2 separate regions of the Homo sapiens genome follow, and region 2 is linked to region 1. A link is an interaction called in ENCODE POLR2A ChIA-PET data of the cell type or tissue named here. Cell type or tissue: MCF 10A. All regions are shown on one strand. Each heading gives the region's core, and the rest is flanking DNA. Links, peaks and the distances in the headings are about the cores only. Region 1 has its middle 18 kb from the start of SLC16A12. Region 2 overlaps SLC16A12 (solute carrier family 16 member 12).

Evidence for each region. ChIA-PET counts read pairs that join two places held together with the same protein. Peaks named below come from ENCODE experiments on the same cell type or tissue, not always from the same donor. Only the 100,000 strongest peaks of a DNase experiment are listed, where the experiment ranks them.
Region 2: POLR2A ChIA-PET joins it to region 1 with 11 read pairs; 4 of 35 experiments call an interaction of 5 or more read pairs at or near these places.

Annotation. Positions count from the first base shown.
Region 1 is chr10:89,545,150-89,561,278 of GRCh38, reverse strand. It overlaps a transcript of SLC16A12 not described here. Among named protein-coding and RNA genes, the nearest start is that of SLC16A12, 18 kb to the right of the region's middle. RefSeq lists an enhancer at 1,886-2,410. In MCF 10A, for the core only: CTCF peaks have their summits at 5,211 and 5,410; a DNase peak (open chromatin) is centred at 7,748.
Region 2 is chr10:89,494,194-89,510,322 of GRCh38, reverse strand. The region is part of intron 2 of SLC16A12 (solute carrier family 16 member 12); the gene reads left to right. Among named protein-coding and RNA genes, the nearest start is that of SLC16A12, 33 kb to the left of the region's middle. In MCF 10A, for the core only: no CTCF peak of the experiment used is centred there; a DNase peak (open chromatin) is centred at 7,582.

The sequences.
Region 1 (16,129 bases), core at 4,638-12,637:
TCTCAATCTCTTGACCTCATGATCCGCCCACCTGGGCCTCCCCTGATTGACTTCTTTTGCTTAGTAATGTGCATCGAGTTTCCTCCATGTCTTTTCATGACTTGACAATTTATTTATTCTTAGTGTTGAATAATATTTCATTGTCTTGATGTACCACAATTTATCCAGTCACCTATTGAAGGACATCTTGGTTGCTTCCAGGTTTGGGCAATTATGAGTAAAGTTGCTATAAACATCCATGTGCAGGATTTTGTGTGGACATAAATTTTTGATTAATTTGAGTAAATACCAGGGGGTGCAACTGCTGGATTATATGGTAAGAGTATGTTTAGTTTTGTAAGAAACTGACAAGCTATCTTCCAAAGTGGCTGTACGATTTTGCACTTTGCAATGAATGAGAGCTATTACTTCACATTTGTCAGTATTTGATGCTGTTAGAGTTTTGGATTTTAGCCATTCTAATAGGTATGTAGTGGTATCTCATTGTTTTAATATGCAATTCCCTAACAACATGTGATATCAAGCGTCTTTTCAATGCCTTATTTGCTATCTGTATATCATTTTTGGTGAAGTGTCTATTCAGATCTTCTTTTTATTTTTTAACTAGGTTCATTTTCTTGTTATAAGTTTTATTACAAACTTTTTATTTTTTTACTTTTTTAATTTTTAAAGATGGGGTCTCGCTATATTGCCCAGGCTGGCCTCAAATTCCCGGGCCAAAGTGATCATCTTTCCTCAGCCTCTCAAGTAGCTGGGACCACAGGTGTGCGCCACGACTCCCAGCTCATCATGGATTTTTTTTTTTTTAATTGTGGAGATTTTAGTAAATGTGGACAAGCACAGAAAAAAAAATTATATAACTCAGAAATAACCAAAACATTTTGTTTTATACCCTTTGGATCTATTTTCAGTGTACATGTATGTAAATATTGTTCTATGTCATGTATTAAAAAATTGGGATAGCATTCAACAATGTAGAAACCCTACAGTGGTTTATAAGTGTTTTCCCAATTAGTAATATTTGTATAGGTCCATGTCTTCTTTGCCACCATTTCACTCAGTTCTAGATGCTTCCCATATGTATTCCTTTGTTTCAAATTATGCCAAACTCTTCACTGTGGCTGAATGATTGAGTTGGCCTTCAATCATTCTTCCTTGAAAATCCATAATGAAGTCAAGCAATGTAAATACAGTGTGAAAAGTTTTCTGTAAATCTCTAACAGATTTTTATCAAATAATTTTTTTAAGTGTACCATAAGCTGTTCCTCATTTACATTTTTCTGACTTACAGCTTGGTGTAGTTTGGGATTTAGAGAGACTAAATTAAAATCCTGGGTCTAGGTGGTGACATATGCTATTTAACCTGCCCAATTTTATTTTTCTTACATTTAAAGATGGGAATAATAACATCTAATTTGTAGGGTTGTTGGAAGATAATGAATAGTAACCAACAACCGCCTAATTCAGTGCATTGCCTGGCATCTAGTGACCCTTCAGGATTGCTAGTAGGTATCATGTGCAAGTATGCTAAGGGGGTACTAAAATCTGACTTGGCGTTTTTATGAGTGATTGCCAATGCTATTTATTCATTCAGTAAACATTTCCTAATTATCTGTTGTGTCTATATAAGTATTTAAGTACTATGGATACCGAGACAGAAAGAAAAAGCTTTCTTGTCCTCAAGAGGCTTGCTGTCTGGTGGGCAAGGTAGAGAAGTAAAGCACCAGCTACAATGCAATGCAATAGACACTAGGATAGGGTTGTGCATAGGGTGACAAGGTGCTACGAGGGCATGCTTGTCTAATCAGGATGGGGGGCAGTTTTCCAGAGAAGGCCATAATTAAGCTTGACTTGAAGTATAAAAGGAGTCCGCTTAGGTAGACAGAGATGGCGTGGAAGGGTGAAGAACACAATCTATTTGGAGAACTGTAAAAGGTTCTATATGTAGGTATTACAGGAGTTATTAAGAAATTATTTTAGGCAGCTAGAGAGGGTAAAAGAGTCCTCAGTAAGTCTTTTTCGTTTAATAAAAAAGCGGTCCCCCAAATATTTATTATCTAACAGAAAGCAGCCTGAAAAACCAGACCTGCAAGTATTGATATGCAAATGCAGATGGTTAAGAGTCAGGTCCAGCCAATATGGCGGTTCCTGCTACTTTTTCTTTGTTGCCACGTGTACAGGTGTCATGGCGACCAGCCAGGTAGCCGCATTTGCATAATAAAAGGCTAGGGTGGGAGGGCCAGTTTTTTTGGGGGGGCTACCTGAATGACACACGTGGTTAAACCAATCCCCTGTGCCCTATGCTAATTAGACACCACCTCCTCCAGCCTCCCAATATAAACCACTGCTTTCCTCTGCACGCGGGTTTTCGGTTCAGAGCCCTCCTCCCTCTGTACGGGGAGCTATTCTCTCCTTTCTTGCCTATTAAACTTTCTACCCCTTAATCCACTCCACGTGTGTCCACGTCGCTAATTTTCACCACACGAGATAAAGGACACCGCAACTGAGCGGTGTAATAGGGAGTAACATTGCCTTGGGCAGCTGTAGGAGACGACCCCAAGAGATAGTTTCAGCAGACATCATTATCTGGGTTAGCTGTTGCCCTTGCTCTAATTCCACTTCTTTTTTTGAGTAGAATTTGAACTTCTGCCCTAGTTCATCTGTTCCAGTCGCATCAGCCTCCTTGTGTTTCCTCAAGTATACCAAGCACACTCCAAACTCAGGGTGCCTTCATTTTGCCCCTTTCTCCTTTTCCGTGCTTTCCCTCCAGATGACCACAGCCACACTCCCCTGCCTCCTTCAGGTTGCTGCGTGAATGCCACGACCCGGACCACACACTATTTTTTTTTTTTTTTTGAGACAGAGTCTCGCTCTGTCGCCCAGGCTGGAGTGCAGTGGCACAATCTCAGCTCACTGCAACCTCTGCCTCCAAAATTCAAGCGATTCTCCTGCCCAGCCTCCTGAGTAGCTGGGATTACAGGCGCCTGCCACCATGCCCAGCTAATTTTTGGATTTTTCGTAGAGATGAGGTTTCACCATGTTGGCCAGACTGGTTTCAAACTCCTGACCTCAAGTGATCCGCTTGCCTCAGCCTCCCAAAGTGCTGGGATTACAGGCATGAGCCACTGTGCCTGGCCGTGGACTACATTCTTTTTTTTTTTTTTTTTGAGGTGGAGTCACGCCCTGTCACCCAGGCTGGAGTGCAGTGGTATGATCTCAGCTCACTGCAACCTCCACCTCCCTAGTTCAAGCGAGTCTCCTGCCTCAGCCTCCCGAGTAGATGGGACTACAGGCATGTGCCACCACACCCAGCTAATTTTTGTATTTTTAGTAGAGATGGGGTTTCACCATGTTTTCCAGGCTGGTCTCGAACTCCTGGCCTCAGGTAATCTGCCTGCCTTGGCCTCCCGAAGCGCTGGGGTTACAGAGGTGAGCCACTGCGCCCGGCCCCGGACCACACTCTTAATCACACTGCCTTGTCCCTCTCCCAGTCCCTGCTGTGTTTCCCCATAGCACTTATCTCCAACTGACACATAGTGTATTTCACTCCTTATTTACTTGTTGTCTGTCTCTGCCATTGCATACTCTTGATGGGAACAGGGCCTAACATACAGTGGGCAACTCATATAGACTTATTTTTAAATGAGTATATCACGTCATTGCTGTTAATTTGAATTTATTATGAAACATTTTGTTGAATGATAGTTCTATTCATATTTAACTTCTATCTTTTTGTTGCTGTTGTAAGAGCTAAAAACATTCAGAGTTCATACCTAACCTTCTTATACATGCTTAAGCAGCAAGCATTATGATCAAAATAATTTAAGTTGACCGTAGGAGGTGATGATAGCGAAATCTAAAATAAATTCTTTATTTTTTATTCACACATTCCTCATATTTAAGAAACACTGCTATAGTATTGTAGGTTGTTATTTTTGGGAAAACCCACCTCAGCCTTTTTTTCTATTCTCTCACTCACAACATCATCACAGAAGACGTCTGTGACCAAATATGTGTGAGTTTCTTCCCACACACCAAGAAGCAATCATTTCTGCAGTGGACATCAGCTGGGTATCTTCCAATTCAGTTCTGACAGTATCCACCTGGAGATAACATCAGATCCCACAGATTGAGGGCTCAATCCCCAAGACCATCCCCTCCTCCCACCAGTTGAAAGTTCCAGCCTCCAGAACTTCTGACCAATCAGCTTCAAGTTGGGGTTTCTATGAAACCTCTCGTTGAGTTAAGTTAATTTGCTAGAGTGGCTCACAAAATGCAGGAAAAGACTTACTTACATTTGCAGGTTTAGTATAAAGGATATGAAGGATTCAGATGAAGAGATGCATAAGGCAAGGTATGGGAGAAGAGAGGCAGCCTTGATAAACCACCAGTCAGGAACTTCTATTTGTTCAGCTCCCTGGAAGCTCTCCAAACCCTGTCCTCTTGGGTCTTTATGGAGACCTCATTGGATAGGCATGACTGAAAATGGACAACCTGTTAAAATGCGATTGGACAAAGGGTATGATCTAATACTAACAGACTGAGTGGGGTAACCCAGCAGGGACTGTCTGTTCAGATTCTTCTTGGTCTCTCTGTGCACCATGCCTTCCTCCATGGTATGGGGCAGGAACCCTTCTGAAATGGAGGTGTTCTGACCTATGATCAGACAAGGTAGGTCAGAAACCAGCTCCAGAAACCAGGAAAAAGTTCCTGCCTTGGGGAGAGAAAGAAATAGGTGAAAGGAGGGCAGAAAAGGTAAGAGAGAAAAAAAGAAATTCTGTTTTCTGAGGCCTGCTTCTGAAGCCTAAAGCACCCTAACATTGTAACAAGGGCTATGGGAGTCATGAGCTAGGAACCGTGGATAACCTAGATAGACAAACAGACAGAGAGATAGAGAGATAGATTGATAGATAGAGATAGAGATATGTATAATAATATTGCAGTCGTTTTCTTCCCCCCTTTTTGTTTCAGTTAGTAAAGTGGTCAGGAGTGGTTGAGTCACACAGTTCCCTCACCTACTAGCTGTGTGATCTTCTGCAAATTATTTATCAATGGAGTACCCACCCATAGCTTTTGAGAGCATGAATTGAAAGCGAGGAAGCATAAAAAGTGCTTAGCACAGTGCCTGGGTAGAAAGCTGTCAATACATTGATCTATGTGATGCTGACCATCTTGGGAGGCCAGAGATAAAGCTGAATAATTTTCAAAGCACTAAATTTTTTCCTCCAAGTTACTGCAGCTTGAAATTCTGTGTTTGATAATTTAACTGATGGCTGTTTTATCTCCTGAGATTGCAGGAGCCCTGCCTGTTTTGCTCGTTGTTGCCTCACTAGCCCATACCAGAGTGCAGGGTGCGCTGTAAGCCGTGACCGCATCACAGATCATCAGCATGCAGAGGTAATGTAAGTTCCAATAGTAAACACAAGGGAGTAGTGTTCTCCCACCTGTCCTCACACTGGTTCAATTCAGAAACTTGATTTTTCTGGAAGTGCATTATTTAAATGTAGTCTTAGGAAAGCAGGCTCAGTCTTACTCTTTCTTCTTCCCTACTGCATGGAATATATATATATATATATATATGTATATATGTGTGTATATACGTATATATGTGTATATATACATATCTGTATATATATGTATATATGTGTATATATACATATCTGTATATATATGTATATATGTGTATATATACATATATACATATACATATACGTATATGTATATATACGTATATACATACATACGTATATATACACATATATACATATATATACGTATATACGTATATATACGTATATATACACATATATATATTATCCTTTCTGTAGAAATAAACATGAAACCCAAAAGCCTAACTGTGTTTGTACCCAGCACGTGTTAATAGAAAGTTTAAACAACAAAACATTTAAACCAATGCAATTTAAGCTCATTATCCCTGTCTATTGGGTAACATAAGACAAAATTATATTGTAGGTAACTGTGCCTGCGTGCCTGTAGTGCCTGCTACTCAACAGGTTGAGTAGCAGGAGGATTGCTTGAGCCCAAGAATTTGAGTTCAGCCTCAGCAATATAGCAAGATCCACTATCTTGAAAAAAAAAAGAAGATATTGTGTCCTCTTAAATACTAATTTGCTTTGTTAATCACGATGGGCCCTTTCCAAAGGTAATTGCTAATCCTGAAGACTTCATTCTACAAATATTTACTGGATGCTTTCTAGGTGCTAGGGGCTTATCTGGGTGCTAGAAATTTAAGTGAGGAAGACAGACAAGGGTTAGGTATGGACAACCAGTGTTTCTACTGGGGGATATTCTGCCAGGACAGGGGTAGGAAAATACCTGCTTGCGGAGCCTCAACACCCTTGGAATATTATCTTAGAAATGTTTAGCTTTATGAAGATGAAAGGGGACTTAGACATTATCTAGTGGAAATTCAGATGGCTAGAGGGCTAGAGGGGCCAGATAGCTAACATAAATAAGTAAAGTAGGCCAGCTGGGGCCTGCTGTTGAGCAAAGAGCAGGTATCCAATGTAAAGGTTGCTCCCATCTCATCAGCTCAGGCTACAGTTTTCTTCTTTCTCTCTCTCTAACAACCAAAAGTAAGACCGTTTCCCCACAACACACACATACATATGTCATCTAAAAGTCAACAAACAGAAAGAGCAGCTCTGGGAAAGGTGGATTCAGAGGTGGCAAAGCAAACACTTTGTCCTCCATCTCCCCACAACCTCAAATATTTTAAAAAACAAACCTGTTCAACCCAAATTGTGATAAATATTAAACAACACAAGATAATAACATGATCAACAACTAAAGTGATGATGTAGATGAGGTCTCCTGTCCTGTTTCCTCAAAAGGTTTTCTCGGCCATTAAAAGAGCTTCCCTCTCTAGATCTGGTTCCTTTAAATCTCCTGGTAGATTTCACCAGAAGCAGGGTCTTCAGGTGCTATCAGAAGGGAATTGAGGTGGGTTAGTTATGCCTTCCTGGCTTCTCATTTGTGAATGTGAGAAGAATGTGCAACTGAGGCAGGCACTCTCTGAGGCCAGATTTTTCTAGGGAAGTCAGGTGTTGATTTTTCAAGAGAAGCCAGAAATCTGGAGTTTTTTGAGAACTTTCCCATTTTCTTTCTTTCTTTCCTTCCTTCCTTCCTTCCTTCCTTCCTTCCTTCCTTCCTTCCTTCTTTCTTTCTTTCTTTCTTTCTTTCTTTCTTTCTTTCTTTCTTTCTTTCTTTCTTTCTTTCTTTCTTCCTTTCTCTCTTTCTTTCTCTCTTTCTTTCTTTCTTTTTGAGATGGAGTCTCGCTCTGTTGCCCAGGCTGGAGTGCAGTGGCATGATCTTGACTCACTGCAACTTCTGCCTCCCGGGTTCAAGCTATTCTCTGCCTCAGCCTCCCAAGTAGCTGCGATTACAGGCACCTGCCACCACGCCTGGCTAATTGTTTTGTATTTTTAGTAGAGACAGGGTTTCACTGTGTTGGCCAGGCTGGTCTTGAACTCCTGACCTCCTGGTCCACCCAAAGTGCTGAGATTACAGGCGTGAGCCACCGCACCTGGCCAATTTGTGATAATTTTCAAAGTGCTGTGAGGGCCAATCCAAGCTGATCTGAGAATTAAATTTGTCCCATTGTTGAGCAGTTCACTCCCTAACCTAATGCAATCGCCTAATTTTACAGATAAGGTAATGACTCAGAGCAGCTAACAACTTGTCCAATATTGTCACAAAGTCTGCATTCTTTTCATTGAGTCATCAAGTAGCTACAAAATGTGGAGAAAATGCCTGCGAACTATTAAGACAACTACTGTCAACTTTAAACAATTTAGTATTGAAATGAGTCATGCTAGTTGGCAATATTTGTGCTGAGATGATTTAATAGCCTGTGATTTATATGAACAAAGAGTGTAGTACCTAATGTGCAAAATGTTGATTGTCAGAGAGGGGCTAATGAGAAGACAAAAAATGTACCACTCTGACTGTAATGGATTACAAGATGGTGCTATCAAAGGTGAATAAGTAACTATAAACACAACAGTCTACTGGAAAACAGCTGCAGGGTAACACCACAAGAAATTCTGAGCAAGTCAGACATTCTGTTATTTCCCAAATCTAATAAAAGATATGCATACGGATTTTACTATTAAATTAAGAAAAAATGATTCAATATCACAGAAAACATAATAGGCATGCGGGTGTGGTGAAGGAGTAGAGACGGGGTTTCACCCTATTGGCCAGGCTGGTCTCAAACTCCTGACCTTGTGATCCACCCACCTCAGCCTCCCAAAGTGGACAGAGGGACGGAGGTACATTCAAGAGAATTCAGCTGGGGCTTCAAATTCTGAGTCCAATGCATTTCAATGGTCATTTTTTGGAACTTGGGAATAAAAACATTTTGGTAGCATTTAAGAAAGTACCATTTCTTTGATTGTTCATTACACGTGGCTAATTCCGGTGTAAAACTGACACTCCGAGAGGAAAGCCAAGTGCGGATGTCACCATCTGGTTTTGCTAAGTCTTAGTTCGCATCTCACTTACTCTCTCCAGATTCTGTTAGGGCAGGGCCGATTATCCATTTTGTTCATTATCATACTCCCAACTTACTTCCTGGCACTCAGAAGGCTCTCAATAACTGTTTAGTTGAGTTGAATTGGCTTAGCTGGAATTGAAGAGCCAGAAGCAATTGGAAGGGACCTTAGAGCTAATTCTCATCATCCACAATCACTCACACCCCTCCTAGTACCATACGTTTCCCCCTCTCACACGTCCACCTCAATTCATGGAGAAATGCAATGTGCTGTTGTGCCATAGTCAGCAAGCAGCCAAATCTAATTCAGTGCTACCACCCTAGATTCTCTCCAGATGATGCCTAACTCCAAAATAGATTGTCATAATGTTCTTGGCCAGAAGCCTATAATTTTTAAATGAGATTACATGGGATTTATTTAAGCTTTAATATAACTATAATAAGTATTAATAACACATGCTTTATAATCTGTTTTCTGTTTCTTGTGATATCTTTGTACTTACAAATCAACATTAATACATCTCTCTTTGGCCAGGCGTGAGTGGCTCACGCCTGTAATCCCAGGACTTTGGGAGGCCAAGGTGGGAAGATCAAAAGGTCAGGAGTTCAAGACCAGCCCGGCCAATATGGTGAAACCCTGTCTCTACTAAAAATACAAAAATTAGCCAGGTGTAGTGGCACGCACCTGTAGTCCTAGCTACTCAGGAGGCTGAGGCAGGAGAATCACTTGAACCTGGGAAGTGGAGGTTGCAGTGAGCTGAGATCACACCACTGCGCTCCAGCCTGGACGACAGGGCGAGACTCTGTCTCAAAAAATTAAAAATAAATAAATAAATAGATCTCTCTTCAAAAGGGCAAAACAACCTTTTAGCTTTTGTATTAGTTTGTTTTCATGCTGCTGATAAAGACATACCTGAGACTGAGAAGAAAAAGAAGTTTAATTGGACTTACAGTTCCACATGGCTGAGGATGCCTCAGAATCATGGCAGAAGGCAAAAGGCACTTCTTACATGGTGGTGGCCAGAGAAAATGAAGAAGATGCAAAAGCAGAAACCCCTGATAAAACCATCAGATCTCTTAAGACTTATTCACTACTATGAGAACATTATGGGGGAAAACACCCCCATGATTCAAATGATCTTCCACTGGGTCCTCCCACAACACATGGGAATTATGGGAGTACAATTCAAGATGAGATTTGGGTGGGGACACAGAGCCAAACTATATCAGCTTTATGGAAGTTTCCCAACAACAATGTGCTCCATCAGCACTGGGTTGGAAGAACAATGAACTTGGGACTTTTTATTTATTTATTTATTTAGAGACAGGGTCTCACTCTATTGCCCAGGCTGGAGTGCAGTAGTGTGATCTCAGCTCACTGCAACCTCCCCCTCCCAAGTTCAAGCAATTCTCATGCCTCAGCCTCCCAAGTAGCTGGGACTACAAACATGCACCATCCTACCTAGCTAATTTTTAGTATTTTTAGTAAAGATAGGGTTTCACCATGTTGGCCAGGCTGGTCTCGAACTCCTGACCTCAAGTGATCTGCCTTCCTTGGCCTCCCAAATTGTTAGGATTACAAGCGTGAGCCACCACGCCAGGCTGAACTTGGGGATTTTTGATCACCGGTCACCAGTATAACTCTGGAACAGAGTTTAATTCCAGAATACACACCCTCACTCCATCCAAAATGGACCTTTCTAACTTGATTACATCATGGACTTCCACACCTTGAAAACTTTGGATCCTTTTATTCATTCCTCCAATAATTGAATTCCTAATATATGCCAGGTAACTTACAAGGTGCTGGAGATACAATGGTAAACATGATGGACATCTTCTTGGTTTCACTAAGCTTTTAGTTTAGTGACACACAAAATCAATGCAAACAGCAACAACAACAACAAAATGCAATTAACATTAGACCCCTGGGGGAGGTGACATTTAAGCTGAGAACTTTGCGAAAATAGTGAAGAGCTTTCTAGGCAGGAGGAAAGGCAAGCACAAAGCCTTCTGCATCCCTGGCTTGGTGCCCAGAGAAAAGCCAACATAGCTAAGTATAGCGAGATATGGGAGTGTGGCACGAGATGATGTAGAGAAAGGCGGGGGTGGGGCCATGACACATTATGGGCCATGGTCAGAGGAGTTTAGATTTTGTTTTAGTGCTTTGGGAACTACTGAAAAGTTTTAAGCTGCAAAGCAATATGGTCTAATTTTGATGTTGTTGTTGTTGTTTGTTTGTTTTGAGACGGAGTCTTGCTGTATAGCCCAGGCTGGAGTGCAGTGGCGCGATCTCAGCTCACTGCAACCTCCGCCTCCCGGATTCAAGTGATTCTCCTGTCTCAGCCTCCCAAGTAGCTGGGATTACAGGCACCTGCCACCACACCCGTCTAATTTTTGTATTTTTAGTAGAGACGGGGTTTCACCATGTTGGCCAGGCTGGTCACGAACACCTGACCTCTTGATCCTCCTGCCTCGGCCCCGCAAAGTGCTGAGATTACAGGTGTGAGCCACCGTGCTAATTTAAGTTTTAAGAAAAACATTCTTGATGTTTTATGGAGAATAGATGGGAAGAGGCTAAGAGCAGAGGGAAGGAGATCAGTTAGGAGACTTGCACTAGTGGGAGAGAGGAGATGGCAAGATGGATCAGGATGTTGTCACAGTGCAGATGGAAAAAAAGGGGTGGATATTGATGAGACAATTGACAGGACTTGTTGATGGATTGATATGGGAGGTAAGTGATGACTCCTAGATTTTTGGCTTGACGAATGGAATGAATGAAAGTCCAATATAATAAAACCATAAAGTAGAGTTCTCTGCTTAAAGAGGGAGAAAGGAAAGAGGGAAGGCTGGGTCTGAGGCACTTTACTCCCTTCCAGCTACCCTGGGTCTTCCTAGACTTCTTAGGTCATGGCTCTCAAATTTTAGGATGCTGAGCCACTTGCAAAGCTTGTTACAATGCTGGCTGCTGAATATAATGTTCCTGGAGCAGAGCATGTGGGGCAGATGTAGACCAGAATGGCTAATAAAGGTGTGTCTGGTGACTAAAGAATTATAGACACACTGCTTTCAGCTAACCTTAGAATTAGGTGGAAACGCCCTAAAGCAATTGGCAAGCAGTTAGCTGACAGAGTATGGCTTCTTTTTATAAACTTAAAAAAAAACCCAAAACACTAAGGTGACTTTTTCTTTTCACTTTATGCTTCTCCATTCTTCACACACTACTGAAAAAAACAAAAACAAAAACTGATGCCTATTATTTATATTGCTAGAAACTCTAAGTAGTTCTCCCTGTTGTTAGGATGAATTGTAATTTCTTAATAATCTTACTACAGCATCATCTATAACCACAAAAGCTAATTAATATGAATGTGTAAATGTGTCTCTGCTGAAGGAAGCAGCACAATAGTGCACTGTATATATAATTGGTATAGCACTTGAGGTGTACACTTACTGCAAAGAAACTGAAACTGGATTTAGCCATTGTTCCTTTATCTGGATGCCTTATGTGTATTGGTTTTATCCTGATCAAATATTCCTTCAATTTGCACTTTCTGAATTTATCAAAATGAATAAAGGTGAAGCAGAAACTTGCTAATTAATTCATAAAGAAGATCAACACAGAGAGTCAGAAAGGGTAAATCAGCCCCAAACAAAGCTGGCTATGCCTGTTTTTCAAATAAGTTTAATCAGTCTTCTCTGGTGTTTCTGTTGTTAGCAGGTGACAGTCCAGCAGAACCATCCATCTCATTCAATGATTTGCAAAAGCTGCCTGATCCTGCTGCGAGCAGGTCCTGCTCATTATCACTCATTCCTCTCTTGAAAGACAGCATTTCCCCTCTGCTGGTGTACATCCCTCTCCACTCTCTAAATTGCATATCACACTTGTGCAATTCCTGTGGCACTTGCTACATCCTGCTTAGCAATCAGTTAGTGCGTCTTTTTTTTGAGACAGAGTCTCGCTCTGTCACCCAGGTTGGAGTGCAGGGGTGCGATCTCAGCTCATTGCAACCTCTGCCTCCCGGATTCAAGCGATTCTCCTGCCTCAGCTTCCCTAGTAGCTGGGATTACAGATGGCTGGCACTGCACCCGGCTAATTTTTGTATTTTTAGTAGAGATGGGGTTTCACCATGTTGGCCAGGCTGGTCTCGAACTCCTGACCTCCAGTGATCCACCCGCCTCAGCCTCCCAAAGTCTGGGATTACAGGCATGAGCCACTCTGCCCAGTCGCGACTGCGTTTTTTTTTTATTTCTCCTACTAGACATTGCAGGCATTCCCCAAGGTCTGGTCCTCGGCCTGCTGCTCTGGCTTCATCCAACCTCTTTTGCACAGAACATTTTCAAAGCATACCTCTAACCTTGACTCTTCCCCTTGGCTCCTGACCTGAATTTTCAACAGTTTGCTGGGTACTTCACTTCCAGCTCAAGATCCATGTGTTCAATATTGAACAGTTCACATGCTGCTACCTTTTCTTTCTCTGTTAATGATCACCATCCTCCTGGCTGGAGACACACAGACTTCTCATGTCTCTTTCACTTCATATCTAATCAGTCACTTTGTCCTATTGATTTTCTCCATTCTCATCAATGGAGAATACACTGACAAATACACCTTGCACTTTTCCACTGCAAGTATTAGTACCTGCATTAGTACCTGCAGTTTGATTTAACAAGACTGCCTTCCTTCCTGCTTTTTGAAATTCTCCAAGAAGGTGTTCCAGCCCTACCTATAATGTCACGCTCCACCTTGCCAGCTTCTCTCTCAAGCAGTCCACTTTTTTTTTTTTTTTTTTTTTTGCCCAGGCTGGAGTGCAGTGGCTTGATCTAGGCTCACTGCAACCTCTGCCTCCTGGGTTAAAGTGATTCTCCTGCCTCAGCCTCCTGAGCACCTGGGATTACAGGCACATGCCACCATGCCTGGCTAATTTTTGTATTTTTTGTAGAGATGGGGTTTTGCCAGGCTGGTCTTGAACTTCTGACCTCAGGTGATCTGCCCACCTCAGCCTCCCAAAGTGCTGGGATTACAGGCATGAGCCACTGTGCCTGGCCTCCACCTCTTCTCTGAATTCTTCTAGCAAGTGTTGACTTCCTTTATCAAAATAATCATGTACCCTTTTCTTTTGAAACAAAATGATCACATACCTTTTCTTATTATAAGGTTGTAGTAAAGGTGTTTTTGAAATATTTGTCATTTGCATGGCTACTTATAGTTCCAACTAGATTGTAAATTCTGTGAAGGCAGGAACCATGTCTTAAAACACCAATGTACTATGCACAGGGCCTATACAGACTAGATACTCAGGAATTCTGGTTGATTTATTTGTACTGGATTTAGCTAGTATAGAGATGATAGAGAGCCATGCACTGTAGTTCAGTTTGCAATTTAGTCATTCATTAAATTGGCTCATTAAACACAAATAATTTCTTTTCTAATATATTGCTAATAAAATGTTTTTTTCCTCAAGTAATTGAAAAGATTGTAATAGTATGATAAAAACTATACAAAAGACTTCTGATAATGTGTTTGCAAAAACTTTTTTCCCTTATACTCTTATAAGGCATATTCAAGGTCTGTAGGCAGCATGAATTTTTTTAAATTCATTCTTCTAAAAAAAATGGGGATACATGTGCAGAACGTACAGGTTTGTTACATAGATACATGTGTGCCATGGTGGTTTGCTGCACCTATTGACCAGTCCTCTAAGTTCCCTCCCTTCACCTCCCAACCCCCCAACAGGCTCTGGTGTGTGTTGTTCCCCTCCCTGTGTCCATGTGTTCTCACTGTTCAACTTCCACTTATGAGGGAGAATATGCGGTGTTTGGTTTGCTGTTCTTGTGTTAGTTTGTTGGGGATGATGGTTTCCAGCTTTATCCATGTCCCTGCAAAAAACATTATCTCATTCCTTTTTATGGCTGCATAGTATTCCATGGTGTATATGTACCACATTTTCTTTATCCAGTCTATCATTGATGGGCATTTGGGTTGATTTCATGTCTTTGCTATTGTAAATAGTGCTGCAATAAACATATGTGTGCATGTGTCTTTATAGTATAATGATTAATATTCCTTTGGGTATATACCCAGTAATGGGATTGCTGGGTCAAATGATATTTCTGGTTCTAGATCCTTGAGGAATCGCGATACTATCTTCCACAGTGGTTGAACTAATTTACATTCCCACCAACAGTGTAAAAGTGTTCCTATTTCTCCACAGCCTCGCCAGCATCTATTGTTTCCTGACTTTTTAATAATCGCCATTCTGACTGGCATGAAATGGTATCTCATTGTGGTTTTGATTTGCATTTCTCTGATGATCAGTGATGTTGAGCTTTTTTCATATGTTTATTGGCCACATAAATGTCTTCTTTTGAGAATTGTCTGTCCATATCCTTTGCTCACTTTTTGATGGTGTTGTTTTTTTTCTTGTAAACTTAATTTCCTTGTAGATGCTGGATATTAGGCCTTTGTCAGATGGGTAGATTGCAAAAATTTTCTCCCATTCTGTAGGTTGCCTGTTCCCTCTGATGATATTTCTTTTGCTGTGCAGAAGCTCTTTAGTTTAATTAGATCCCATTTGTCTATTTTGGCTTTTGTTACTATTGCTTTTGGCATTTTTGTCATGAAGTCTTTGCCCATGCCTGTGTCCTGAATGGTACTGCCTAGGTTTTCTTCTAGGGTTTTTATGGTTTTGGGTTTTACAGTTAAGTCTTTAATCCATCTTGAGTTAATTTTTGTATAAGATGTAAGGAACGGGTCCAGTTTCAGTTTTCTGCGTATGGCTAGCCAGTTTTCCCAGCACCATTTACTACCGAATAGGAGATTGTTTCCCCATTGCTTCTTTTTGTCCAGTTTGTTGTAGATGTGTGGTGTTATTTCTGAGGTCTCTGTTCTGCTCCATTGGTCTATATGTCTGTTTTGGTACCAGTACCATGCTGTTTTGGTTACTGTAGCCTTGTAGTATAGTTTGAAGTCAGGTAGTATGACTTTGCTCTTTTTGCTTATGATTGTCTTGGCTATGTGAGGTTTTCTTTGATTCCATATGAAATTCAAAATAGTTTTACCTAATTCTGTGAAGAATGTCAATGGTAGTTTGATGGGAATAGCATTGAATCTATAAATTACTTTGGGCAGTATGGCCATTTTCACAATATTGATTCTTCCTATCCATGAGGATGGAATGTTTTTCCATTTGTTTGGGTCCTCTCTTATTTTCCTGAGCAGTGGTTTGTAGTTCTCCTTGAAGAGGTCTTTCACATTAGCTATATTCCTAGGTATTTTATTCTCTTTGTAGCAATTGTGAATGGGAGTTCATTCATGATTTGACTCTCTGCTTGTCTACTGTTGGTGTAAAGAAATGCTTGTGATTTTTGCACACTGATTTTGTATCCTGAGACTTTGCTGAAGTTGCTTATCAGTTTAAGGAGTTTGTTGTGTGAATTTATATTAGTTATTTCTTGATTAAATAATGCTGCATGACAATCATCATACCTCAGTGGCTATGATGATAAACATTTTTGTTTGTGCATGAGTGTGTAAGTTACCTGGGTGGTTCTGCTGATCTCAGCTGGTCTCAGTAGGCTCACTTGTGCACCTGCAGCCTGCTGAGGGGATAG
Region 2 (16,129 bases), core at 3,327-11,326, 50 kb after region 1:
AGGTAGCAGGATGCCTCCAGCTTTATTCTTTTGGGTTAGGATTGTCTTGGCTATGCAGGCTCTTTTATGGTTCCATATGCAATTTAAAGTAGTTTTTTCCAATTCTGTGAAGAAAGTCAGTGGTAGCTTGATGGGGATAGCATTGACTCTATAAATTACTTTGGGCTGTATGGCCATTTTCACGATATTGATCCTTCCTATCCATGAGCATGGAATGTTCTTTCATTTGTTTGTGTCCTCTTTTATTTCATTGAGCAGTTTGTAGTTCTCCTTGAAGAGGTCCTTCACACCCCTTGTTAGTTGGATTCCTAGGTATTTTATTCTCTTTGTAGCAATTGTGAATGGGAGTTCACTCACGAATTGGCTCTCTGTCTGTTATCGGTGTATAGGAATGCTTGTGATTTTTGCACACTGATTTTGTATCCTGAGACTTTGCTGAAGTTGCTTATCAGCTTAAGGAGATTTGGGGCTGAGATGATGGGGTTTTCTAAATATACAATTATGTCATCTGCAAATGGAGACAATTTGACTTCCTGTTTTCCTGACTGAATACCCTTTATTTCTTTCTTTTGCCTGATGGCCCTGGGCAGAACTTCCAATACTATGTTGAAAAGGAGTGGTGAGAGAGGGCATCCTTGTCTTGTGCCAGTTTTAAAAGGGAATGCTTCCAGTTTTTGCTCATTCAGTATGATATTGGCTGTAGGTTTGTCATAAATAGCTCTTATTATTTTGAGATATGTTTCATCAATACCTAGTTTATTGAGAATTTTTAGCATGAAGAGCTGCTAAATTTTGTCAAAGGCCTTTTTTGCAAATATCAAGATAATGTAGTTTTTGTTGTTGGTTCTGTTTATGTGATGGATTACATTTATTGATTTGCATATGTTGAACCAGCCTTGCATCCAAGGGATGAAGCCAACTTAATCATGGCGGATAAGCTTTTTGATGTGCCACTGGATTCGGTTTGCCAGTATTTTATTGAGAATTTTCACGTTGATGTTCGTCAGGGATATTGGTCTAAAATTCTATTTTTTTGTTGTGTCTGCTAGGTTTTGGTATCAGGATGATGCTGGCCTCATAAAATGAGTAAGGGAGGATTCCCTCTTTTTCTATTGATTGGAATAGTTTCAGAAGGAATGGTACCAGCTCCTCTTTATAACTCTGGTAGAATTCGGCTGTGAATCTGTCTGGTCCTGGACTTTTTTTGGTTGGTAGGCTATTAATTATTGCCTTAATTTCAGAGCCTGTTATTGGTCTATTTAGAGATTTGACTTCTTCCTGGTTTAGTCTTGGGAGGGTGTATGTTTCCAGGAATTTGTCCATTTCTTCTAGATTTTCTAGTTTATTTGTGTAGAGGTGTTCATAGTATTCTCTGATGGTAGTTTGTATTTCTGTGTAATGACAATACACAGAAATTGGTGGTGACATCCCCTTTATCATTTTTTATTCTGTCTATTTGATTCTTGTCTCTTTTCTTCTTTATTAGTCTGGCTAGCAGTCTATCTATTTATTGATCTTTTCAAAAAACCAGCTCCTGCATTCATTGATTTTTTTTGAAGGGTTTTTTGTGTCTCTATCTCTTTCAGTTCTGCTCTGATTTTAGTTATTTCTTGCCTTCTGCTAGCTTTTGAATTTGTTTGCTCTTGCTTCTCTAGTTCTTTTAATTGTGATGTTAGGGTGTCGATTTTAGATCTTTCCTGCTTTCTCTTGTGGACATTTAGTGCTATAAATTTCCTTCTACACACTGCTTTAAATGTGTCCCAGAGATTCTGGTATGTTGTGTCTTTTTTCTCATTGGTTTCAAAGAACATCTTTATTTCTGCCTTCATTTCGTTATTTACCCAGTAGTCATTCAGGAGCAGGTTGTTCAGTTTCCATGTAGCTGTGCAGTTTTGAGTGAGTTTCTTAATCCTGAGTTCTAATTTGATTGCACTGTGGTCTGAGAAACAGTTTATTGTGATTTCTGTTCTTTTACATTTGCTGAAGAGTGTTTTACTTCCAACTATGTGGTCAATTTTGGAATAAGTGTGATGTGGTGCTGAGAAGAATGTATATTCTATTGATTTGGAGTGGAGAGTTCTGTAGATGTCTATTAAGTCCACTTGGTCCAGAGCTGAGTTTAAGTCCTGGATATCCTTGTTAATTTTCTGTCTCATTGATCTGTCTAATATTGATAGTGGGGTGTTAAAGTCTCCCACTATTGCTGTGTGGGAGTCTAAGTCTCTTTGTAGGTCTCTAAATACTTGCTTTATGAATCTGGGTGCTCCTGTTTGGATGCATATATAGTTAGGATAGTTATCTCTTCTTGTCGATTGATCCCGTTACCATTATGTAATGGCCTTCTTTGTCTCTTTTGATCTTTATTGGTTTAAAATCTATTTTATCAGAGACTAGGATTGCAAACCCTGCTTTTTTTCGCTTTCCATTTGCTTGGTAGATCTTCCTCCATCCCTTTATTTTGAGCCTATATGTGTCTTTGCATGTGAGATGAGTCTCCTGAATACAGTGCACTGATGGATCTTGACTCTTTATCCAATTGCCAGTCTGTGTCTTTTAATTGGGGGCATTTAGCCCATTTACATTTGAGGTTAATATTGTTATGTGTGAATTTGATCCTGTCATTATGATGCTAGCTGGTTAGTTTGCCTGTTAGTTGATGCAGTTTCTTCATAGTGTTGATGGTCTTCACAATTTGGCATGTTTTTGCAGTGGCTGATGCCGGTTGTTCCTTTCCATGTTTAGTGCTTCCTTCAGGAGCTCTTGTAATTATGGCAGGCCTGGTGATGACAAAATCTCTCAGCCTTTGCTTGTCTGTAAAGAATTTTATTTCTTCTTCACTTATGAAGCTTAGTTTGGCTGGATATGAAATTCTGGGTGGAAAATTCTTTTCTTTAAGAATGTTGAATATTGGCCCCCACTCCCTTCTGGCTTGTAGGGTTTCTGCTGAGAGATCTGCTGTTAGTCTGATGGGCTTCCCTTTGTGGGTAATCCGACCTTTCTCTCTGGCTGCCTTTAACATTTTTTCCTTCATTTCAACCTTGGTGAGTCTGATGATTTTGTGTTTTGGGGTTGCTCTTCTCGAGGAATATCTCTGTGGTGTTCTCTGTATTTCCTGAATTTGAATGTTGGCCTGCCTTGCTATGTTGGGGAAGTTCTGGATAATATCCTGAAGAGTGATTTCCAACTTGGTTCCATTCTCCCCGTCACTTTCAGGTACACCAATCAAATGTAGATTTGGTCTTTTCACATAGTCCCATATTTCTTGGAGGGTTTTTTCATTTCTTTTCACTCTTTTTTCTCTAATCTTGTCTTCTTGCTTTATTTCATTAATTTGGTCTTCAATCACTGATATCCTTTCTTCTGCTTGATCACTTTGGCTATTGAAGCTTGTGTATGCTTCACTAAGTTCTTATGCTGCGTTTTTCAGCTCCATCAGGTCATTTATGTTTTTCTCTACACTGGTTATTCTAGTTAGCAATTCGTCCAACCTTTTTTCAAGGTTCTTAGCTTTCTTGCATTGGGTTAGAACATGCTCCTTTAGCTTGGAGGAGTTTGTTATTACCCACCTTCTGAAGCCTACTTCTGTCAATTTGTCAAACTCATTCTCTGTCCAGTTTTGTTCCCTTGCTGATGAGGAGTTGTGATCCTTTGTAGGAGAAGAAGCTGTCTGGTTTTTGGAATTTTTAGCCTTTCTGCGCTGGTTTCTCCCCATCTTTGTGGTTTTATCTACCTTTGGTCTTTGATGTTGGTGACCTATGGATGGGGTTTTGGTGTGGATGTCCTTTTTATTGATGTTGATGCTATTCCTTTCTGTTTGTTAATTTTCCTTCTAACAGTCAGACCCCTCAGCTGCAGGTCTTTTGGAGTTTCTTGGAGGTCCTCTCCAGACCTTGTTTGCCAGGTATCACCAGCGGAGGCTGCGGAACAGCAAATATTGCTGCCTGATCCTTCCTCTGGAAGCTTCGTCCTAGAGGTTCACCTGCCAGATGCCAGCCAGAGCTCTCCTGTATGAGGTATCTGTCAGCCCCTACTGGGAGGTATCTCCCAGTCAGGCTACATGGGGTCAGGGACCCAGTTGAGGAGGCAGTCTGTCTGTTATCAGAGCTCGAACACTCTGCTGGGAGAACTACTGCTCTCTTCAGAGCTGTCAGGCAGGGACGTTTAAGTCTGCTGAAGCTGTGCCCACAGCTGCGCCTTCCCCCAGGTTCTCTGTCCCAGGAAGATGGGGGCTTTATCTATAAGTCCCTGAGTGGGGCCGCTGCCTTTTGTTCAGAGATGCCCTGCCCACAGAGGTGGAATCTAGAGAGACAGTTGGCCTTGCTGAGCTGTGGTGGGCTCCACCCAGTTCGAACTTCCAAGTGGCTTTGTTTACACTGTGAGCATAATACCGCCTACTGAAGCCTCAGCAATGGCAGACACCCCTCCCTCTGCCAAGCTCCAGCATCCCAAGTCGATCTCAGACTGCTGCGCTAGCCACGAGAATTTCAAGCCAATGGATCTTAGTTTGCTAGGCTCTGTGGGCGTGGAACCTGCTGAGCCAGGCACCAGAGGGAATCTCCTGGTCTTCCGGTTGCGAAGACCATGGGAAAAGTGCAGTATCTGGGGAGGAGTGTACTGTTCCTTCTGGTACAGTCTCTCATGGCTTCCCTTGGCTGGGAAAGGGAAATCCCCTGACCCGTTGAGCTTCCTGGGTGAGGCAGCACCCCACTCTGCTTCGGCTCACCCTCTGTGGGCTGCACCCACTGTCCAATCAGTCCCAGTGAGATGAACCAGGTACCTCAGTTGGAAATGCAGAAATCACCCATCTTCTGCATCAGTCTCGCTGGGAGCTGCAGACCAGAGCTGTTCCTATTCAGCCATCTTGCTGGAATTCTTGTTTTTTTTTGTTTTTTTGTTTTTTGAGATGGAGTCTCACTCTGTCACCCAGGTTGGAGTGCAGGAGTGCAGTGGCATGATCTCGGCTCACTGCAACCTCCACCTCCCAGGTTTAAGAGATTCTCCTGCCTCAGCCTCCCGAGTAGCTGGGACTACAGATGTTGCCACCACGCCAGGCTAATTTTTTGTATTTTTAGTAGAGATGGGGTTTCACCATGTTAGCCAGGATGGTCTCAATCTCCTATTTACATACATTATAAGTATATAAAATAATTATTCAAAGTATTCCAAATAAAAGTAGTGCCTATTTGGGTGGCAGATGTGGATGATTTTTATTGTCTTTTTGCTCCATTTTCTCCTTTTTCTGCATCAATTATGTATAACATGTATAATTAAAAATGCTTGACACTCAGAATCAAGCTGTATCAATTCAGAGGTTGATGGCAACCCCCATTTGCTCTGTCTGCTCAGCCTTCACCTGGGTCTTCATCCTTCTTGCCTTGAGACTTATGCTCCCTGGCACACTCTGTACCCTGGGTCCCTCCGATCATGCTCTGGTGCTCGGGGCTGCATGTTCCTCTGCCCAGTGAAGCAGAACCAGAGAACCAGGGCTTGTTGGCAGTGGATTAGACTCTAGAAACATTGTAATCAGGCCCCAGCATATGTCTTTCTGCTTCTCTCATCCACCTTCCTCCCCCATCTTGGTTTTTAGCATAAAATAAATCTCCTTTTTGGGTTTGTTCACTCACCAAGGTTTTGGCTGGTCATCTTTGTTAATTACAACTAGCCTGGGAGAGTACTTTCTTCCTAGTCTGTAACACTGTATATTCTGTAATTTTCTGAATACTTTTAGGCCTTATAGTGAGTATTTATGTCAACATCAAAAGCAATAATGGTTCCGTATGTACCAACTTGGAAAAAGCGGAAAATCTATTCATGGAGCCAGTTACTACTTTTATGAAAATAAGGGTTGTCCAGGGTACAATAATATATATATTTTTTCTTTCACTTACTGTGTTTGATTATGGGCCAGATGAAGGGTGGGTTGGAAAGTATGTTTGTGTTTTAGGGTTAGAGAACTTGATGAACCAGGGAACAGGTAATAAGGAAAGGCATTAGTTAAGAGCCTCTTTCCAACTAGTTAATGGACTCTTTACATGAGATTGACTGTTTTAAGCAATGATCAGTGACCTTTTGGGGAGCTTTTTTTGTTTTGTTTTGACAGGCTGATTCTGGCTGCTTAGTTTCAGGACCAAGAATTTGAAGCAACGGAAAAGAGACTTTCAGAGCTGTTTGAACTTGAACTATTTTGTGTAGATATGGGAAAGAGTGGTAAAATCTGATGACTAATTTTGAGGCCTCATGGAGATGGGAGCTGAAGCTGAGAAAATTGTGTATTGGGGAGGCACAAGAGTAAAATTCCATTTCTTAATTATTTTGTAACTGAACAAGACATTGCTGTTTATTTCCTCTCAACATGTCTTCCTTGTGCTGATTTCTTGCAGACTTCTCAAATGAGAAGCATTTGATACCCTGGGGTTTTGGCTTGCTCTCGACTTCCTCCTTCACTTCCAGCCTCTGGTGATAGACTTGTCTTCCTCCACAGCCTCTGCTCAGACCTCCCACTCCTTCCTGTTGCTGTGGCCCCAGCTGGCTACAGTGGCCTCTGTGGCCCAAATTGTATGGGAACAATTGCGGACTCCACCACAAGCATCTTTCTTTCCAGTCTCTTCTCAGTCTTATTGTGGACTTGCCTTCTCCAGCGACTCTGAAAACACCCACCCTTCTTGACTCACCTGGCCCCATGGTCTTTTCAGGCTACTACTTCTGACTTACCTGTCCACATCTCTTCTTTATTTGGGCACATCTAGAAATTCATATGCTCCATGCCCTTACTGGACTTCGCCTTCTTTCTCTAACCCCACAGTGTGAAATCACTTCATATTTCATCTACTTCAATCATGCTGTACATCTGCATGGAAAAGGCAGAGAGCTATTAAGAGAGAGGTCTTGGGCAGGTTAATGGGATTTTATGGGGACCTTTTATAATTCTACGTGGGATTGGAACAGCAACTATGGATTAAAGGGCATTGCATTCATTGTTTGTGGGTTTTCCTATTAAAGTGAGTCACCACCTTTTTAATCTTTTTCAAATAAAACAAGGCCTATGTTTACATGAGGATGCTAATTAAGGACCCACCACTTTAGTAAGGCATATTTAATGTAAAAGAAAAATAACGTGAAAAAGAAAAGGTAGGAGTCAATTATGTGAGGAATAAGTGACTCTGATGTGTTTACAATTTACTAAGATTTGTTATGCAAAGAGAATATTGCCTTGTTCTCTCTCATCCTATTGTTTCTAGTGACTTGGGGCTGCTTTTGAGAACATTTACTGGAGAGATATGAACTAAGTGCTTGTCTGTTTTGACAAGGTACTTATTACCAAATAGGAACCCGCTGATCCTGATCATAGATTGCAGTTTTGATTGTAGATAGCGCACATGTTTCCTACAAGCTTTGCTGATCACCATTGCTCATCTTCTCAGCCTTTTATTAAGAGATAGGAGAAAGCAGACTGTTGGCTTCCTTGGACAGATGGAAGCCTAGTTGACATGAAGTTGGGGAATTCCTGATCCTCTGCCAAATTAACATTTATGAATCATGTTGGCTTCAATCTCTGACAACCAATATGATTTGGCAGCTGGAAACTGAAATGCACACTCCTTATGGAAGGGGTGTTGACTTTAGCAGTGTCCGACACATGTGCAGCCAAGATGACTGATGTTTATTTGCTTCTATAGTCCTCAAGGCTCAAGGCACATGACACAGTTTTGATAGCTGTCCAGTGCATGGCTCTGAAATGCTGCAAACTCCTGGGCAAGCTGCTGAGTTCTGCTCAGAAGCTTTACCATAAGTAGGTGAATGCATGCAAGATCTAGTTCTCAGTTGTATCAGGAGTTTCTGTGGGCATCACTTTTTTGTTTTTTTGTTTTTTGTTTTTTTGAGATGGAGTCTTGCACTGTTGCCCGGGCTGCAATGGCACGATCTTGGCTCACTGCAACCTCTGCCTCCTGGGTTCAAGCAATTCTTCTGCCTCAGCCTCCCAAGTAGCTGGGATTATAGGCTTCCACCACCATGCCTGGCTAATTTTTTTTATTTTTAGTAGAGACGGGGTTTCACCATGTTGGACAGGCTGGTCTCGAACTCCTGACCTCATGATCTGCCCACCTTGGCTTCACAAAGTGCTGGGATTATAGGTGTGAGCCACCGCACCCGGCCGGGCATCACTTTTGCCTGAATTCCAGCATGAAATGGTCATTGTGCTGTATACTACCCTACATCCTCCCTAACTGAGACAGTGACAGTTTTCAATCTGGGCTGTGTCAGCAGCCAAACTAGATAACTTAAAAGCAACACAGTAAGGATCAAATTGTCTTCAATTCATGAGACAATTCGTTTTCCAGTTTTGACAGGTATAGGTATTTATTGGGGAATTTTTAAAATATATGTTAGGCATGTTCTAGGTACTGGGAATCCAGCCATGAAATAACATAGGCAAGTGTCCCTCCTGCATGGAGCTTACACTTTAGTAGTGAAGACAAATAATAAACAAATGAGCAAATGAGACAACTTCAAATAGTGATAAATATGCTAGGAAGAAAATACAACAGCCTAATTTATTATTATTATTATTTTTGAGATGAAGTCTTGCTCTGTCGCCCGGGCTGGAGTGTACTGGTGTAATCTTGGCTCACTGCAACCTTCATCTCCTGGGTTCGAGTGATTCTCATGCCTCAGCCTCCTGAGTAGCTGGGACTACAGGCATGCACTGCCACACTCAGCTAATTTTTGTATTTTTAGTATAGATGGGGTTTTGCCATGTTGACCTTTCCCCACTTTATGTTTTTGTTTGCTTTGTCAAAGATCAGTTGGCTGTAAGTATTTGAGTTTATTTCTGGGTTCTCTATTCTGTTCTGTTGATCTATACTAGTACCTGCTTTTATACTAGTACCATGCTGTTTTGGTAACTATGGCCTTATGGTATAGTTTGAAATTGGATAATGTGATGCCTCCAGATTTGTTCTTTTTGCTTAGTCTTGCTTTGGCTATGTGGACTGTTTTTTGATTTCATATGAAGCTTAGAATTATTTTTCTAATTCTGTGAAGAATAATGGTGGTATTTTGATGGGCATTGCATTGAATTTGTAGATTGCTTTTGGCAGTATGGTCATTATCACAATATTGATTCTACCCATCCATGAGCATGGGATGTGTTTCCATTTCTTTGTGTCATCTATGATTTCTCTGAGCAGTGTTTTGTAGTTTTCCTTGTAGTGGTCTTTCACCTCCTTGGTTAGGTATATTCCTAAGGTTTTGTTTTTTTTGTTTTTTGTTTTTGCAGCTATTGTAAAAGGGGTTGAGTTCTTGATTTGATTATCAGCTTGGTAGCTGTTGGTGTACAGAAGAGCTACTGATTTGTGTACATTAGTTTTGTGTCTGGAAACTTTGCTGAGTTCTTTTATCAGTTCTAGGAGCTTTCTGAAGGAGTCTTTAGGGTTTTCGAGGTAAACAATCATATCATCAGCAAACAGTGACAGTTTGACTTCTTCTTCACTGATTTGGATGTGCTTTATTTCTTTTTCTTGTCTGATTTCTCTGGCTAGGACTTCCAGTACTATGTTGAAGAGGAGTGGTGAGAGTGGACATCCTTGTTCCAGTTCTCAGCAGGAATGCTTTCAACTTTTCCCCACTTAGTATAATGTTGGCTGTGGGTTTGTCATAGATGGATTTTATTACATTGAGGAATGTCCCTTGTATGCCGATTTTGCTGAGGATTTTAATCATAAAAGGATGCCGGATTTTGTCGAATGCTTTTTTTTCATCTATTGATATGACCATGTGATTTTTGTTTTTAATTCTGTTTATGCGGTGTATCACATTTATTGGCTTGCATATGTTAAACCATCCCTACATTCACACTCCTGCTATGAAAACCACTTGATCATGGTGGATTATCTTTTTGATATGTTGTTGGATTCAGTTAGCTAGTATTTTGTTAAGGCTTTTAGCATCTATATTCATCAGGGATATTAGCCTGTAGTTTTCTTTTTTTGTTATGTCCTTTCCTGGTTTTAGTATTAGGGTGATACTGGCTTCATAGAATGATTTAGGGAGGGTTCCCTATTTCTCTATCTTGTGGAATAGTGTCAACAGGATTGGTACCAATTCTTCTTTGAATGTATGGTAGAATCCTGCTGTGAATCCCTCTGGTCCTGGACTTTTTTTTGTTGGTATTTTTAAAATTACCATTTCAATCTTGCTGCTTGTTATTGGTGGGTTTCTAATTCTTCCTGCTTTGAGCTAGGAGGTTGTATCTTTCCAGGAATTTATCCATCTCCTCTAGGTTTTCTAGTTTATGCCCATAAAGGTATTCATAATAGCCTTGAATGATCTTTTGTATTTCTGTAGTGTCAGTTGTAATATTTCCCATTTTGTTTCTTATCGAGCTTATTTGGATTTTCTCTCTTCTTTTCTTGGTTAATCTTAGTAATGGTCTAACAATTTCATTTATCTTTTCAGAGAACCATCCTTTTGTTTTATTTATCTTTCGTATTTTTTTTGTTTCAATTTCATTTAGTTCTGCTCTGATCTTGGTTATTTCCTTTCTTCTGCTGGGTTTGGGTTTGGTTTGTTCTTGTTTCTCTAGTTCCTTGAGGTGTGACCTTAGATTGTCTGTTTGTGCTCTTTTAGACTTTTTGATGTAGGCATTTAGGGCTATGAACTTTCCTCTTAGCACTGACTTTGCTGTATCCCAGAGGTTTTGATAGGTTGTGTCACTATTGTCATTCAGTTCAAATAACTTTTTAATTTCTATCTTGATTTCATTTTGACCTGATGATCATTCAGGAGCAGATTATTTAATTTCCTTGTATTTGCAGGATCTGGGCTCACCGTAACCTCCACCTCCCAGGTTCAAGTGATTCTCCTGCCTCAGCCTCCCGAGTAGCTGGGATTACAGGCACACACCACCACACCCAGCTAATTTTGTATTTTTAGTAGAGACGAGCGTTCTCCATGTTGGTCAGGCTGGTCTTGAACTCCTGACCTCAGGTGATCCACCCATCTCGGCCTGCCAAAGGGCCAGGATTACAGGCAAGAGCCACCGTGCCCAGCTTGATTGATTTTAATAAATAAAAATATTTATTTCATTGATATCGCTTTTTTTGATTTCCTTAAATTGGGCTTTGTCTTTCTCTGGTGCCTCCCTGATTAGCTTAATAACTAACCTTCTGAATTATTTTCCAGGTAAATCGGGGATTTCTTCTTGGTTTGGATCCATTGCTGGCAAGCTAGTGTGATTTTTTGGGGGATGTTAAAGAGCCTTGTTTTGTCATATTACCAGAGTTGGTTTTCTGGTTCCTTCTCATTTGGGTAGGCTCTGTCAGAGGGAAGATCTAGGGCTGAAGGCTGTTCACATTCTTTTGCCCCATGGGGTGTTCCGTTGATGTAGTACTCTCCCCTTTTCCTATAGATGTGGCTTCCTGAGAGCCAAGCTGTAGTGATTGTTATCTCTCTTTTGGATCTAGCCACCCAGCAAGTCTGCCAGGCTCCGGGCTGGTACAGGGGGTTGTCTGCACAGAGGCCTATGATGTGGAGCGTCTGTGGGTCTCTCAGACATGGATACCACCACAGTATTTGGGGTGTCTCCCAGGTCCTGCAGGAGCAATCCACCTCCTTCAGAGGGTCTGTGGGTCCTCTCGGGTTTCCTGATTTATTCCTGCAGTCATTCTGGAACAAAAATTCATAATGCGAGTCTCCTCAAGCTGTTCTGTCTGCCCGAGTCGGAGCTGCAAAAACTCTCTGATCATGACTGCCCTTTCTATTTCTTAACATTTTAAAATATAATATTCCAGGTGTTTTGTAAATATTTTACATACTTGATAAAAATGAGGTCAACCATTTGTTGTTTTTCAACTTCATTTGTTCATATAATTTTTGGAACACATTCCCTTTGTATCTATATTTCAGCCAATTGTACATAAACAGGGAATCATTGTTAATGTAATTAATCTCAATCAATTGCACTAGAAATGTTTCCTTCTCTTCTCTTCTCTTTCAACACAGTCTCTTTTTGTTAACCAGGCTGGAGTGCAGTGGCATGATCGGGGCTCACCACAGCCTTGACCTTCTGGGCTCAAGCCATCTTCCCACCTCACCCCCACCCTCTACCACCCCTACCCTACCCACCTCCGAGTAGCTGGGACTACAGGCACGCACCACTACACTTGGCTAGATTTTTGTATTTTTAGTAGAGTTTGGGTTTCGCCATGTTGCCCAGGCTAGTCTTGAACTTGTGGGCTCTGCCTGCCTTGGCCTTCTAAAGTGTTGGGATTACAGGTATGAGCCACCGCGCCTGGCCCCTACTATCTTTATTTTTACTAGTTATAAAGATAAGAATTGTTTCTTGTTAAGTTTTCAAATAGTACAGACGTAGATAAAATAATTATACCTACTTCTAACTTTATCTCATGTAGTTTGTGTGCCCTTATGATTTAAGATATTGGAGGTATAATTACATAGTAACATACATACATAAAATATAGCTCTGAGACCTCAGTAGGAAATGTTGGTTTATATCTTATTAGAAAGAATCCTCTTTAATGAAGATCGACTTGGCCTTAATGAAATCATGTTGGGTTTTTTTTTCCTCTTTCTGATCTCTACCCCTATTAATTCTTTAATCAGTAACTGCACAGAGGATAGAAATAGCATGATGAGGATGTATGCTAGATTGGAAGTCAGGAGACTTGAGTTTAATTCTGTTCTGCCTCTCACCTGCTATGTAGGTTTAGGGAGATTTGAGTTCCAGAGGCCCTAATACAGTGCTGTTTCCCCCACACCATGTAGAATTCTTCCTCTGTGCTTTCCAGTTATCCTTTTGTACCACTGTGCTTTTATTTTTCATTTGAAAAGACCTGGTCTTTGAGTTCCCAGCAATTTGGTCCAAAAAATATATAATCACACTAGTTCAGTTTTAAAACATATACATTTTTGTTTGTATAAATAGTATACGTTAACCTCTGAATTTCTTTGTTTCTACCTGTATTTTTTGAGAATAAATAAAAACCAAAAGAAACTTGCTTTTTAAATCAATCTGATGTGTTTGTAGTGATATCTCATGTGTGTATATGTGTTTAATTAATAGACTTTATTTCTTAGAGCAGTTTTAAGTTTACAAACAGAAAGTACAGAGTTCCCGTATACTCTGTGTCTGCCCCCATATCCCACTCTCTGGTTTTTCCTGTCATTAACATCTTGACTTGGTGTTGTACACATATTACAACTGATGAACGAATAATGATACTTTATTATTAACTAAAGCCTATACTTTACATTCAGGTTCACACTTTTCTCATTGTGTTTTAAAACTGTATTTCTCTGATTAAAAATGAGCATCTTTTCATGTGTTCATTGGCCATTGGGTTTCCTTTTGTGTGGATTGCCTGTCAAAGTCCTTTTTCTATTGGAGTGTCTTTTTAATAGGAGTTCCTTTTACATTCTTGATAGGAGTCCTATGTTGGTTATACATGTTGCAGATATATTCTTCCACTCTCTGTCTTGCTTTTTTATTGTCTTAATAACGTCTTTTGAAATTATTAATTTTAAGGTAGTCAAATGTGAAAGTGTTCTTCTCCTTTATAATTGGAGTTCTTTGAACCCTGTTTTAGAATTCTTTCCATACCTCCAAATCATGAGGATGTTAGCTCCTTAAAGCTTAATTATTTTGCCTTTTCATATGCAGTTGTATAATACACCTGAAATCAACTTTTGTGAATGGTGCAAGATTGAGGGCTCTGAGTTTTTTCAGTAATTTCATTGGACGCTCAAATGTGGGAAATGTTTTTATAGCATTTCTTTCATCATCTATTTCCCCTTGTTTTCTTAGTTTCTGGGACTCCTATTAATTGAATATTAACTCTTCTGAACTAATTCACTAGTTTTCCTGTTCCTTCTAATAGTCTACATCTTTGTGTTCTTGTTTACTTTATGGGATAGTTCTTCTTCTGATCCTTCCATTAAATTTTCAATTTCCACAATTATATTTTAATTCCAAGCATTCTTTTTTAGTTTCCAAATGTTTCTTTCTTTATAGCCTCCTCTTCTTGTTTTATTTATGCATTATGTTTTCTTGACCTCTCTGAAGATATTTACTGTAGTTTTTTTCTTTGAATTTTTCTTTCATGTCCTTGTATGTTCTTTCATGCCCTGAATTGTCCATGTTTCCTCTGAATTTATTTCTTTCTCTTCCTAAAGCCCCCATCCCACTTCTTATGTTAATTGTTATAATAATTATTAGTTATGTTAATAATTTCCTAATTATATGGTAATTTCTTAACTATTTGATGATCTTTGGTTGTTCATTTATTTCAGAATGAGACATTAAGAAGCTGATTAGAAGGAAGGATTTGTGGATTGGCCAGTTGCATGTAGAATGAGCAGCTCTGGTTCAACTTACAAATTTTTGGCTTTACAATGGTGCCAAAGAAATACACATTCAGTAGAAACTGTTTTTCACATTTTGATTTTTGATCTTTTTTTGAGCTAGTGATATGTAGTAAGACAACTTTCTCATGATGCTGGTCAGAGGCAGCAAGCCACAGCTCTGTCAGCCCCACGATCATGATGGTAAACAACTGGTACTGTACTCTACAGTGTACTGTATTCAATACATTATGAGATATTCTACACTTAATTATAAAATAGGGTCTGTGTTAAATGAGTTTGCCCAACTACAGGCTAATTTAAATTTCCGAGCACATTTAAAGTAGGCTAGGCTAAGCTAGGATGGTCAGTGGGTTAGGTGTATTAAATGCATTTTAACTTGGGATATTTTCAGTTTTTGATGGATGTATCAAGATTTAACCCCATCATAAGTCAAGGAGCATCTGTAGTTTCTGAGTAACACTCCCAAGGGTTAATACCTTTTCTCTTAGCTTGGTTAGTTTCTCCAAAGACAGTTGTCAGTGTTTTGCGTGGTAGCTAGAAACCTGGTTCCTAGTGTGATGTTTGTTTGTTTGTTTGTTTGTTTTTTGAGAGACGGAGTCTTGCTCTGTGGCCCAGGCTGGAGTGCAGTGGCGGATCTCGGCTTACTGCAACCTCCGCCTCCTAGGTTCAAGCAATTCTCCTGTCTCAGCTTCCCAAGCAGCTGGGACTACAGGCGCACACCACCACTACCAGGTAATTTTTGTATTTTTTAGTAGAGACGGGGTTTCACTATATGTTGGCCAGGCTGCTCTCAAACTCCTGACCTCAGGTGATCTGCCCACCTCGACCTCCCAAAGTGCTGGGATTACAGGGGCATGAGCCACTATGCCCGGCCAGTTCCTAGTGTTTTTAGAGTAATATAGGGCCAGAGTTGTGGGACAGGGCATTTCACCATTCAGTATGATATTCATTTAATCCTCTTGTTTTTGTGTGGTGCTCTGCCTTCCCTTGCTACTTCCGCTGTATCTGCTATCTCCAAGAACAGTATGTAGCATTTCCACAGACTAAATACCAGTTTTCTTCCAGGGAGGGGAAGGCTAATTGTCTGAGGGGTGGGAACTTCTACAAACTTTCCATCAGTCCTATTTTTAGCTTCATTCCCACACTTGCTGTCTTTAGAAATCTTCTGTTCCTTCATTCCTGAGTCTTTCTGGGATTCTGCAGTTTGGCTTCCTTCTTACCGTCTCCCTTCCATGTTGGATTAGGTTTCAGTGTTCTCTGTTTTGCTAAATCAGATCCCATCTGTTCATTCACTTTCCGGCTTCCAAAATGTGTTTGACATCTTTTGTTTGCTATTATGTTCTCTCCTGTTCTCTTTATCCTTGTGGTTTATTTCCTTTGATTCCTTTACCACCAGCAATGTTTTAGGAGGAGAGATAAACATGCGTGCTCAATCTGCTGTACAAAATTGGAAGCTGAATGTACCACAGCTTACCCAACTGATTCCCTGCTAATGGAAACATATTCCAATGTTTTGTAGTTACAAATAATGCTAATGCATTCTTATATGAGCATATTTGAGCATTTGGGGAGTGTTAACTATAAGACAGATTCCTAAATGTAGAAGCATTGGGTCAGAAGTTGAGTACGTTTGAAACTTACTGCCAAATGTCACTCCAAAACAATTGAACCGGTTAATACTGCTGTCAACAGTGTGTATGAAATAAAGCACGTTTTTATTAATGAACTAGCTACGTGTCCTTTTTGA